Regions from separate parts of the Homo sapiens genome. Here region 2 is linked to region 1. Evidence: chromatin loops called from intact Hi-C (ENCODE). Cell type or tissue: PC-3. All regions are shown on one strand. Links, peaks and the distances in the headings refer to the core of each region. The heading gives the core; the rest is flanking DNA.

What was found. Hi-C counts contacts between places; a loop is a spot of excess contacts. Peaks named below come from ENCODE experiments on the same cell type or tissue, not always from the same donor. Only the 100,000 strongest peaks of a DNase experiment are listed, where the experiment ranks them.
Region 2: a loop joins it to region 1, with 2.6 times the contacts of the local background. A loop is called at or near these places in 1 of 110 quality-filtered maps.

The regions. Positions count from the first base shown.
Region 1 is chr5:9,437,490-9,443,803 of GRCh38, forward strand. SEMA5A (semaphorin 5A) reads right to left here. Exons shown (of 23, transcript NM_003966.3): 2 at 267-363. Among named protein-coding and RNA genes, the nearest start is that of SEMA5A-AS1, 71 kb to the right of the region's middle. In PC-3, for the core only: no CTCF peak of the experiment used is centred there; DNase peaks (open chromatin) are centred at 2,702 and 3,212; H3K4me3 peaks cover 1,008 bases; H3K27ac peaks cover 3,417 bases.
Region 2 is chr5:9,384,986-9,391,299 of GRCh38, forward strand. All of the region lies in intron 2 of SEMA5A (semaphorin 5A), which reads right to left. Among named protein-coding and RNA genes, the nearest start is that of SEMA5A-AS1, 120 kb to the right of the region's middle. In PC-3, for the core only: CTCF peaks have their summits at 3,090 (motif pointing left) and 3,290; no DNase peak of the experiment used is centred there.

The DNA of each region.
Region 1 (6,314 bases), core at 1,221-5,220:
GGGATTATAGGCACGCGCCACCACGCCAGGCTAATTTTTGTATTTTTAGTAGAGATAGAATTTCACCATGTTGGCCAGGCTGGAACTCCTGACCTCAGGTGATCAGCCTGCCTCAGCCTCCCAAAATGCTGGGATTACAGGTGTGAGCCACCAAGCCCAGCCTACTCTTATTTTTAATAACAGAAGTAAAGCTCACAAGCTGTCAAAAATATTTCAATCTGTAATTTTTTTAGTTTCTTCACTTCCCATTTAGATGTCTCACTTACCAAGGAGAGAGAGGATGGAGGACGCGTTTCCTCAATCATGAATCACACTGACTCCACAGCCACGTGGGCACTCCAGCCCAAGTCTCACACACCAACACTTCAAAAAAGAAAATAGAGAGATCCTGTCAACCCATTTTAAAAGAGGATGTGGTCATTGGTCATGAGTTCTATGAAGTTCCATTAAAGTCCTAAACAATCAGAGCAAGCTGCTTTGGCCACGTAGGATTAAAGCAGTGACGCAGGCCAGCTTGGCATCACAATCATGCTACCCTAGTTCAGGATCATGTGCACTAATGGATTCTTTTTCTTCAGAAAAGGAGAAATAAAACATTTAAATGCTGTTAACAGATGAAATAACTCTCATAAAACATCCAGAAGAACCATTATTTCAAAATTATCTTAACCAGTCTGAAATTATCTAAAGCAGTCTGAAAATTAAATTAAGATTCATTATATGAATTTATCCTTTTCATGACTCATTCCACTTTTTGGAACACATGGTACCTTATACAATTCAAGAACAGGAGACAAAGGCAGTAGCACAAACTCTGCTAGAAATTTGAGTTTGTATTTTTATTTACATACTGATTTATTAGGTGCACAATTATGAGGCTTTATAGGAAAAGGAATGATGCATCGTGAAAAACAAGCCACTTTACCAAAACCAAGTAAACCTGTCCAATCTCGTCATTCAATTTCATATACAAAAATTCTGAAACCTTGATGTTGTCATTGGATGGAAAGATGACCACGAAACGCCAGCCTCCCTAGAAACATGTATGCCAGAGGCTGAAAATATAGGTGACTTTCCATCTATGATCCATATGAGAAATGTGTTCATCACCAGTGAAGGATGCCTGTGACTTCAAATACTGCATTTCAGGGCTCATGCTTTTTTCTGTTCTCTTCATTCATCTGGTTTTTCTCTACACTTCCCAGGTGGCAGCTTCTGGCTGCTATAAATGTGAAACACCCTGACATTCTTCCTCGCCACCCTGAAGAAGGGAAAATGGGAGAAAGAACTTCCCAGAACATTCTGGCTGTCCCTCTAGGCAGTGATTCCCACACGGTCAGCTTCAGTCATGATCCGAGGCCATCTGCCTGCAGAAAATGAACTGAACGACAGCAGCTGGAAATTTATAAAATGTTATACCTGCTGAAGTGCCATTTTGGAAGCCCTAGGGTTCAGAGGCCAGGGAACAGGTCAAGGTGGCACTGCCTCTCTATGAGTCTCCCTTCCTCCAGGACGGGCCTTTGGTATGTTCATGGGAAGCAAGGGGGTGACCCAGGGCAACACACTGGGACATGCCTGCCTGAGACGCCCCAGCAGCCCAGGCACCCTCATATCGTGCAGCACGGCCAATCCTCCAGTCCCAGCAGAGTCCTCAAAAGTCCGTGACATCATCCTTTGGACAGGAGAAGGTGCAGATGCAAATCCTTGAAGCCAAAAGAGGAGCCAGGGAAGCACACTCAGTCTCAGAAATATTCCTCAGAGTGGCCAATTTCTTTTACACAACATCACTAATATCACCTTTGGGCGTGGCAACAAAATATGTTAGTTGAAACTCCTTTATTAAATGGCATGTTTGAATACACAAGCATCCTCTCTCCAGTCCTAAAATCTATTTTACAACAATTATTACTAAAATGTCCTTGTAGTTGTTTAGATCTGAGTTGAAATGTAAGTAATAAAGTTTGACAGATCCTCTGGTTACCGCCATGAATAGCTGGCAATTTCTGTAAGTTCCCATGTCTCAGAACTACATTAAAAACAGGGCTAATAGGTCTCCTGCCTCCCCCAGTGAGGTCACAAATGAGCTGATGTGAACCCTCAGCTGGACAGCAAAACCACACCTGCAGAATATGGGTCAGTCTCTTAAATGAAAGAGACTGGGGCCAAAAAGATCATTGCAAGAATTCACAATCAGTAACACAACCAGAGAGCAAATACTGCAGGAAGAAGACATCCCTGCCGAATCCAGCATGGACAGCCCACAGCCTGGACCGCCAGACAGTCCTGGTGCAACCAACAGACTCCAAAACCCAGCCCCTTCCTTGTGGAAAAGCAATACCCACAGGACAGAGCTCTCTTGGCTTGGGGGAAAACACAGCTTCCTACAGAGTTTGATGTCTAAACAGGAAATCAGTCTCAGCAGCAGGATTCAAGGGTGTCCACCCGAAAGGGTTGTTACTGTGCCTGTGTTTACATAAATAGTGAAAAAGATATTTTAACAGCCTGGGGGCTTGTCAGCCAAGTGAGCCATGTTGGGACTTTCTGCTCCTGAGGGTCAGCCCTTGCCTGGGGAAGACAGGGTGCTCACCAACACACCCATGTGTGCCTGGGAACGTGCACTCAGGAACAGAAATGATAGTGACAAAGCAGAGGCCTTGAGTTGGAGCCAAGCTAGAGGAACAGACAATGATTCTTGCAGGTCCAGAAGCAGAGCCCCCGTGTCCTCTCCCAGCAAGGTCATAAATTAGCCAATGCATTAATCATAAATCACTGACATATTTTCTAGAAAACTGAGAAGAAAGCTGAAAGGCAAAGAAACTACAAAGCCCCAGAGGCTCACTCCAGACTGGAAGTTGGAAAATTTTTAAGCGACAGTTAACTACCCATTTAATAAGAAACTGCTTATTTTTTATAAACATATAAATTTCTCTATTTGACTCAATTCCATATTATCCTTATTCTTTTCTCTTTTAGCTTAGCTTTAACCTTGGTGCCAACAACCTCTGAAATCCTCTGAGTCATAATTTTCAGAGTTCTGCCTCTTAAAAAATGCCACCATGAACATATATGTGCAGAACTATCTTGACGACACTTTTGATTTACAAACAGTAACTCTTTCCCAGAAGTTTTGCCCTGTGGCCACCTACACTCTTCAAATTGTCTCTAGATGGAACTACATGAAGAAGATTGAATACCAATTATAACTTACTAAGTGCTCATCAGCACATGACTTTCTGCTAAAATATGCAACCTTCTCCCTGCCCAACTTACTCAGAATGAGGTAAGATGTAGACTTAAGCATTATTTTGGAGACCAAAGTTGAGCTGAGTGGTAGCCTTTATCCTGCAGATACATGGCAGAAATTAACATGCCAGGCCAGTCTTATGAGCTGAATTTAGAAACCGTACAACAGTAAGATTACACTGGAAATAAAAATGGACAAGACCACCTGGCATCAGAAAGTTTAGTGGAGTGATGAAAAGAAACCGTAAAAGATACAGGTTCAAGAAACCTAAGAACTGCTGGGCCAGCATTTCCCAAAGGCAAGACTTAGACCAGTGCCATGGCATTTAATTGACAGGCCTCTCATCATCAGTCCCTCCGTTAATCACCATGCACAGCACAGCCCCATGGCCACACATGGTGGATGCTTAGAAGACAAAACAAGAACCTATTACACTCTCAGGAGCTGTCTATATGATTTTTCTGCTATGTAGTTCAGTATATACTATGAATTGGAGGAAAGAGAAGTTACTTATGGGCAGAAGAGTCAAGGAAAAGATTTCTGAAAATGGGAAATGTGATGTGGGCTCTAAGGGATGAGGAGGAGATAAGGAGGATATTAAAAGACACAGTGAAGTATGTTTTAGTGGGTGCATTGCAGGTGAAACAAACAGTAGATGAGGGAGGAACAGCTGAAAGTCATCAGGTATAAGAGAAGAGCCATTTACGCCAGCACCATGGTGAGTTAAAGCATGAGTTCCTGGTACCATCCCTGGAGTTGGGTGGAAACCCCACCACGGAGCCCACCAAGATAAGAGTTTGCAGGAGTGCAAACTGAATGAGATAGGTGAAAAAAAGCAATTCCACAAAGGTAAAAATCTGGACTGCAATGCCATAAGAATCACAGACAGAAATCTGGCCTCATGCTCAAGTCCCTGGAGGAAGACAAGGAAGTAAACAGGAGGGTGGATTCCAGGTGGCAGGCCAAGGAGCAGGGAGGGTGGCATCAGGAGTGTGTGGAGGCAGCCAGCATCGGCTAGCAGCAGCATGTGCCACGATGACTACCTGCAAGATCACTCACATGCAAGAGCATGGAGAGCTCAAAAGAGGCACTCCAGACAGCTAACAGATGGGAAAAGTAGATGACACACAGATTGTAGGGAATGTTAACATGAGAAAGAGATGAGACTTCATCCAAAGGAAGGCAGAGTCACTGAAGGTTCAGTGGGATGTCAGGATGAGCAAACTTTGGGAGGGTGAATATGGCAGCTCTGCAGAGGATGCACAAGACAAGAAGGGGAGAAGCTGGGGTAAAAAGCCGCCACCAGAGAACTCCAGGTATGAGGAGAATTGCAGTGAAGGATGAACATGGCCCTTGCCAAGCAAAGGACTTGCCTTTGCCAAGTTCCTGGGAAGTCACCTCTAAGACCTTAGAATGTCCTGCCTGATGAGAGACTTTGTTTTGGGGGGGCTTTAGGCCACACAGATAGTCTAGGCTAACCATGTGGTTAATGGCTGAGGGCTTGGGCCTCTCTGGATTAGTCTGGCCATGTCTATGTGGTCAATTCTCAATAAAAACTCAGGACACCAAGGCTCAGGTGAAGTCGCCTGGTTGGCAACACCCTATGCATGTTGTCATACATCCTTGTGGGGGAAGAAGCACTGTCCACGTGTCTCCACTGGAAAGAGACCATCAGAAGCTCGTGACTAGCCTCTCCTGGACTCCAGCTATGCACCTTTTCCACAGCTGGAGTGTAAAGGGTACTACTGTACCCTTTGACTGAGATCAACCATAATCACTAATACAACAGGTTTTACACATTCTTAGAGTTCTTCATGTAAATCATTGATCCTGAGGGTGCCCATGAGCCACATGGCAAACAGGGTCAGGGGGCCCCACATGACTAAGTGTGCAGCTTCAGCCCTAAACATCAACATTTAAAACCCAGGAGCAACAAATGGCCTATCGCATTGGAATTATTCACAAAGAAAATATATTCCACATTCCCAGAAATATATTAACTATCTAAAATAGATTTTAAAATATGCTAAATAAAAAGTCAAAACATCACAGTCCATTTTTGCAAAGAATCACTTATATAGAAACATCAGTCTAAAAACTCAGCATGTACTTACTGAGGAATGAATGTTCTTGAATTTAGGGCAATAAACTAAATGACGAAAATCAGAATTTTCTCAGTAGGAATGAAAATACAAAATGAGTAAAGGACACTATTTTTGGAATTGCCTTCATCCAATGCCAACTGGTTTGATTGACAGGAACTATGTGGAGGACCCAGCACTCAGATGTGGGCTGTGGGATAATGAAACGCCATTCACTCTGGTTATACGCACTGCAACCCTTTCTGTCACTGTCCGTAGCCTGGGTGTCCAGGCTTCCATTAGGTCACTTCTGACAGCCTCTGTCACTTGTTCCACAGGTGGTCTCCACAGGAATGTGCTTGGATAAATCGACAGTGGACATTTAGGATAATAATGTCCCTTGAAAGAATGGCAATCTCTGTGGCTGGGGGTCCTTGGAAACCCCAGCCACTCAAGAAAACAAAGAGTGGGTGACAGGAACAGAGAACAAGGCTTTGAGGCAAAAGTTATAGGGAAGAAAGCAGAGAGAGGGGAGAGGGGAGGAAGAGCAAAAGAAAAGGAAGAGGGGGAAGAAAAACACCCTAGAAGCAGCTACAGGGATAACAGGATGTCCTGAAATGGTGCAGCCAACTGAAAAATATGATATAATCTATCATTATAAAATGGACTTTTATTGTTTCCTTCAACTTTTGTTAAAATAAATTTTATGGAAAACTGAGGTTTACAACATGATGTAATGGGTGACATATAGATAGTAAAATGGTTACTCTAGTGAAGCAAATTAACGTATTTATCATCTCACATAGTTACATTTTTTGAGGTAAGAGCAGCTAAAATCTACTTATTTCACAAAAGTTCTAAATACCATATATGGTTCTCACGCCTGCATTAGTATCTTTGAAGGATACAAATAACAGCAATGTCAGCTTCAGGTACGAGGGAGGAGGGCCAGTTCCTGGCCATTCCCTTCCACTGGCAGAACGTCTGCT
Region 2 (6,314 bases), core at 1,315-5,314, 52 kb before region 1:
TTCAACCAACTCTAGAAAAATAAAAATATATTACGTGAGTTAATATGAAACAAATGAATTTGCCAATATGAAGATTTATTCTAGAAAGCCAATTTGGGAGACAACATATAAGCATTTTTGGTGCGTCTACTTCAAAACCCCTGAAACCCCTAAACTTCCTTTTATTTTCCAGATGTAGGAGGATATCTCTATAAGCTCGATCTAAATAAGTACAACTCTGTATAGAAGTGTTTGTGCAATAAATAACATTTCTCATTCACTCCCACGCTACAACTGAAACTGAATAGGCTTTGGGGACAGAAAATAACTGCTCCTTTTAGGAAAAAAAATTGCTGTCAGATAAAAAAGAAATCAAAGGAATAAAAGCTTCCATGAGGCATTTTGCTTAGGGAACAGTGTCTAACCAGTTATTAGTAAAAACAGATCCAACATAAGCTTAATGTACTTTTCAGAGGAGGCTGGGTTTCTTCTGAGCTATAGGCCTATCATAAAGATGGATATAGCCTAATCTGTTGGTATAGTCCAGAGAGTCCACAAACCCCTCCTGCGCCCATCCCCTACTTGATGGCATTAGAGACTTGCTTTGGCAAAAGGACAAAGGAGTCAGGTGAGTGAGCTGACCTAGTGAGGTGGCCTCAGAGATGTCTCAGGAAGTCCTGTCCCATGCATGCCACAGCAGGACAATCCTTAGTACCAAAAGGCTGAAGCGATTGCTGCATGTGTGTCTCTTAATTAGGAACAGTTACAGATTGTCATAATGTAAAAAAACAAAACATCCAGGATTTGCAGGAGAAGGAGTTGGAAAGCGCTTTTTTTTTTTTTTTTTTTTGAGACAGAGTCCAGTCTAGTTCTGTTGCCCAAGCTGGAGTGCAACGGCATGATCTCGGCTCACTGCAACCTCTGCCTCCCGGGTTCAAGCAATTCTCCTGCCTCAGCCTCTTGAGTAGCTGGGATTACAGGCACACACCACCACACCTGGCTAATTTTTGTTTTTTTAGTAGAGACAGGGTTTCACCATGTTGGTCAGGCTAGTCTTGAACTCATGACCTCGTGATCTGCCCACCTCAGCCTCCCAAAGTGCTGGGATTACAGGCATGAGCCATCACGCCCAGCTGGAACGTGCTTTTCAAATGTTTGTTTTTGCATTTGTTCTTTCCATTTCTTAGCCCTGTTTTAAGGGATCAGATGAACTGCTCACACAGAAACTAGAGTCGCCTTCCAGACTGAATGCAGAAATACTAAAGAATCATTCCAGCAAACAAACCAACCCCGAAGCCATGCCCTACACACCCTGACAGAGCCAAAGATGGGGTCCAGTGCATGATTGTCAGCTGCTGCCCAGTAAATAGTTCTGCGTATTGAAAAACTCAGTATTCAGCTTCTGCCTTTCAAAAAAAAATCATGCTTTTAGAGGAATAGCTGAGAATGAGCTCCTTCTTAATCTGTCTCCACTACTCACACTGCAAGACCTTCCCTGTGGTCCCTCTCACCTTGCCAGGGTCCTCAGAGGCAGCCTTGCACACTCAGTAGTCACATCTGCACCCTTGCTGATGTCATGAGCCCCTCATCTGTCTAGTCCTCCCACTGCTCCTGGTGCAGACTGTCTTCCGTGGTCACACCATGGTGGCTGACACCAGCCACAGCGGCAGCTCCTTTCCAGAAACCCAGATGGGACATTAGAGTGCCTGCCACACCACTGCTTCCACGTGAAAGGTTGCCTTGGAGAGACCCAGACCTTTTGTTTCTAAGTCTTGATTAAGTTTTGCTTCTCTCTTTTATTGTAAACAATCTACACATAGTCCCAATGCCAAGTGTATGTGCTCCAACATGCTGAATTGGCTGCCTGAATGAACCTGAGAAAACAGAGCTAGTGTCCTATGGACCATTTATAATCCACCCATCCCCTGCCACTGAGTGAGCCCATTGTGAGGTGGCTTAGGCCCTTGGTACATCTGAGACAAGAAATGAGTCAAGGACTCCCAGAATTTGGAAGGTGAACGAGGAAAGATAAATCATCTAGTCTCTCTTCCCTCTTTGTAGCTGAGAAGGCTATGGGCTCAGAGAGATTAAACAGTGCATGTGAGATCAAAGGTGCAGTGACAGGCCACATCAGGATGGGTCCTGCTACCTTCTGGCTGCTTATATTCTACAGCCCAAGCTCTCTGCTCAGGCTTCTAAAACCACATACTTATGGCCACAAGGTCACATGACCTGAATCACCCCCAGACCAGGAGCATAGCCTTGTCTCTAGTGAATATAATCAGGGATGAACCTAAGGCATGAAAACGGGCAGTGTCTTCGGGGTATCCTTAATCTGTATTAAACCAGCCATAATGAAGGATTTCTTCGGTGGACAAGGTACAGCTTTCCAAGATAGGAGCGAGGATGAAGAGGACACTAGCCCCACTACTCCCAGATCACAGCTCAGAGTAGTCAAACAAAGAAAAAGCTCTTTTTATATTTATGAAATCGAAGTAGGAATAGAAGCAAAGTCGTCAGAAACAAAGAAGGAAGAAATCCTCCTGAATGGGGGAATATAGAGACTGTCATCTTTAAAGAGGTTCAAGTAGAGCGTTCAATGAAACAGGAATAAACAATCCAGGAGAATCAAAGCCCACGGTGTGTTCAGGCCTAGAAGGAATGTATTAAATGAATCTATGCTCTTTTCTTGCTGTTGTATCAGATATTCTAGGTACAGTGTAGGAAATGGAATTAAATGAAGAATCAATAAAACAATAAACTTAAGTTAATGCAATGTTCAAGTAAACAGATTCTTCTAATCTTTTTCAAAAACGATAACTGAACATTTTATTATTTGGGAAATACAGTGAAATTAAAGGTTTCTTCTTATTACATTGAGCCCATAAGGGGAATCAGGATGTTCCACAAATATATCACATCTCTTCAATTTTTATAGTGCACTTTTAAAGAAACAAGATCTTTTTTATATTATTTTAACCCACGTGTCTCGATTGCCAAGTTTCAGCTGAAAGAAGTTTGTCATAAATGAATTAGGGAAACATCTTTAGGAATGTCTTACTGAAACACAGACCACTCTTAACTCCAGAAACACTACTCACTGCCACCTTCAGGTAACTGAAGAAGTTGGCTTTGTTACCCACAGATTTTCATCATATCTGAACTCAGAGGAGATGGAATTTTATGGCTATATAAAAGGACCTCATGATATAAAATGGAAAAAAGCAAACATTAAACTATTTTATACATTTCAATAATGGTTCGGCTCCAGTGACCTTCTTTTATATCTCCCTTCAAAGGGAATTGTTATTATACTTTTGTCTTCTTCCCCTTGTTTAGCTCCAGATCGCCTGGAGGAACGATAAAAATAAATGAAGTCCATTAGATAAAATTATTATTTACACAAAGGCAATATTAATTTTATCTGTCAGCAGGTTTTAAAACTAAGTGAAAGTTCATTCAATCTACTTCTGTGTCAGCTAAAGCAACAAAAGTCCTTTCTAAGAAAAAAAAAAAAAAGAAAAAGAAAAAAGTACTTAAATAATGGGCTTTCAAGGCAATGTAACTACCTTGGCAATTTCTAAAGAATTTACCTAGAGATGTTTCCTCAGGGCAGAAAATTCATGTGGACACACTAAAATATTCCAGTTATAGGCCGCGCGTGGTGGCTCACGCCTGTAATCCCTGCACTTTGGGAGGCCGAGGTGGGCGGATCATGAGGTCAGAAGATCAAGACCATCCTGGCTAACACAGTGAAACCCCATCTCTACTAAAAATACAAAAAATTAGCCGGGCATGGTAGCGGGCACCTGCAGTCCCAGCTACCCTGGAGGCTGAGGCAGGAGAATGGCATGAACCTGGGAGGCGGAGCTTGCAGTGAGCTGAGATCTCGCCACTGCACTCCAGCCTGGGTGACACAGCGAGACTCCGTCTCAAAAAAAAAAAGAAAGAAAGAAAGAAAAAAAAGAAGGGAGCACCATTTTCTCTTTCGTCCACTGCAAGATGTGGAGTCTATGCCAACACAGAAAAGCAATGCTACCACAGTGGGAAGAAAAGACGATACCCTTCTACTGTCATCAGTCTGGTCAACATCACTGATTACTTCCTGCTTGTGAAATCCAGGAAGCTTATGTAACTAGATATCTCCATGGCCTTTGTGACCACTGACCTTTCCTTGAATATCTCCTGACATCCTGTCTTCCCTGGATTCTGTAACTCCCCAATCTCTCTGTATTTATTTCACATCTGGCATTCTCCTCGAATGAAAGTACACTCCAACCTCTTCTGAATGTTCATTGTTTTCTCCATCTACACGTTCTCAGAGGCCCTTTTCTTCAAACCCATGTGATTTCACATGGTCTCTAAAAACTGGTGACTCTCAAATCTAGATCCTCTCCCCAACCTCTGTATATAATCTAGACTCATACATCAAAATAGGGGTATTTACATATAAAAGCCAGTGTAACTGCTCTAAAGCAGGCCTCATTATCTGTCTTCATCAGCTGTCTCCCTTGCGTCTGCTTCCTCTCATAGCTAACTACACCATCACTCAGACAGCCAACTCAGAGCTCAAGGGATACCCACCATTCCCTCCTCCTCCATCTTACCAAAACTCACTCCTCATTTTGTGAGTGTCTTGACAATCCTTCCCTTACCCACATTTAGAACCCATGCCCTCCTCTGGAATCCATGCCCTCCTCTCTGTCCTGACCAACCTCCTGTATTTCTTACCTCTGCAATTTCAGCCATTTTTGTTGTTGTTGTTGAGTTTCCTTGCTGCTAATCCCAACCCTTAAGCATCACTTCTATGGAGCCTTCTATGAATTTTTTCCCACTTTTCTCTCGTCCCTATCTGGCCCCACTGTACGTTGATTCTTATTCCTGTTACAGCCTTTATCATCCTGAACTACAATTACCTGTGTATCTGCCTCCTTCTAAAACAAGGCTGTTAAAAACTCAGTCTCCAGATAGTACTGGACATAGTGCAGAAAAACAATCAACACCTGAGAAGTGGATTGATGGAGAAAAAGAATGCAAATCCACATGTGCCTCTCTACCTTACCTCTGTACCTCTTTACAATATTAGCACTTCCATTAAAATGCCATCCAAGTTCCCTTTTCTTCTATGACTCTGCCATTCGTTGTCACAGATGTTTTATCCCTCTTTTAAAATTCTCTTAACATCTGGTCCAAATATAAAGATTCCCATGGTTTTGAAAAATGTCCTTTCTAAATGTCATAATTGTCCAATTAATGGTCAAAGGGATGAAGGGATTACTATAGCCAGACAGACTTAAAAAAAGGGGGGTCCCCTGGGCCTGGAAACATGAAAGCAGACGGAAGATATCACCAAATGTATGAACCCTGAGGGGGTCAGATAAGTTATTCCAGCACAGATAATTCACTGGAACCACTTGAAATGTCAAAGGACAAAAAAGGAGGATATTATAATTCACACCAGAAAGAAACTTACTGAATTAATAATTTTAGGTTAAGAAATACAAATACCTTAAAATATTATCAGATAAATTTACAGTAAATAGACTGCTAATAAACTTAGATAAACTATTTAGCAGAAAGGCTTCTGATCTGATGTTTTCAGATTTTAGTCAGGAATAACACGGTGTATATCTGATGAAACCTTTTAAATCCAATGGATTAGACATGTCAATGCCGATACCTTTGAGTTAATTAGAGTTTGTCACAATCTTTGATCTCAAAAAAAAAAAGTCAGACCTCTAGAGCACTAATCACCATTTTTGGTGAGTATATTAAAAATAAAAATAAGAAATCCATCCTAAAAGAAAAAATTACCAAGACATATCATATAAAAATCAAAGATTTCACTAACTAGACAATAAAAAAGATGCAAAAAATCCAAAGTAGGTTATGTACACTACTCAAACATCTTTTACAGGTTTCCTGAAATAGACCTATAAGATAAGTGTTCTCATTCCTTTGCCATTTTGCAGATGTGGAGACAGGACTCAAGGAGGTCCCATTTCCAAATGGAAGAAGTAAAATTTTAACAGGTAAGTCCCTGGCCCTAAAACCCAGGGTCATCTTGCTGTCCTCTCACTTCTACAAAGATTGTCTATTGACTAAGGATTAGGAGTCATGCTAGACACACAGGTCATCCAGCTGAAGAAATAAGCTGATGATTTATTCCTACTAACTAACTTCTTGTCGGGCCTGAAAATGTGTTTTCTTAGAGAGGAAAATTTCACTAAGTAACTAGCTGCAGCATCATTCACTGACCCTGGGACCAGAGACCTCACTGACCAGGATTTAATCCAGCAAATGACGCAATGGCTTTGTCCGTGTCATGTGCCCTC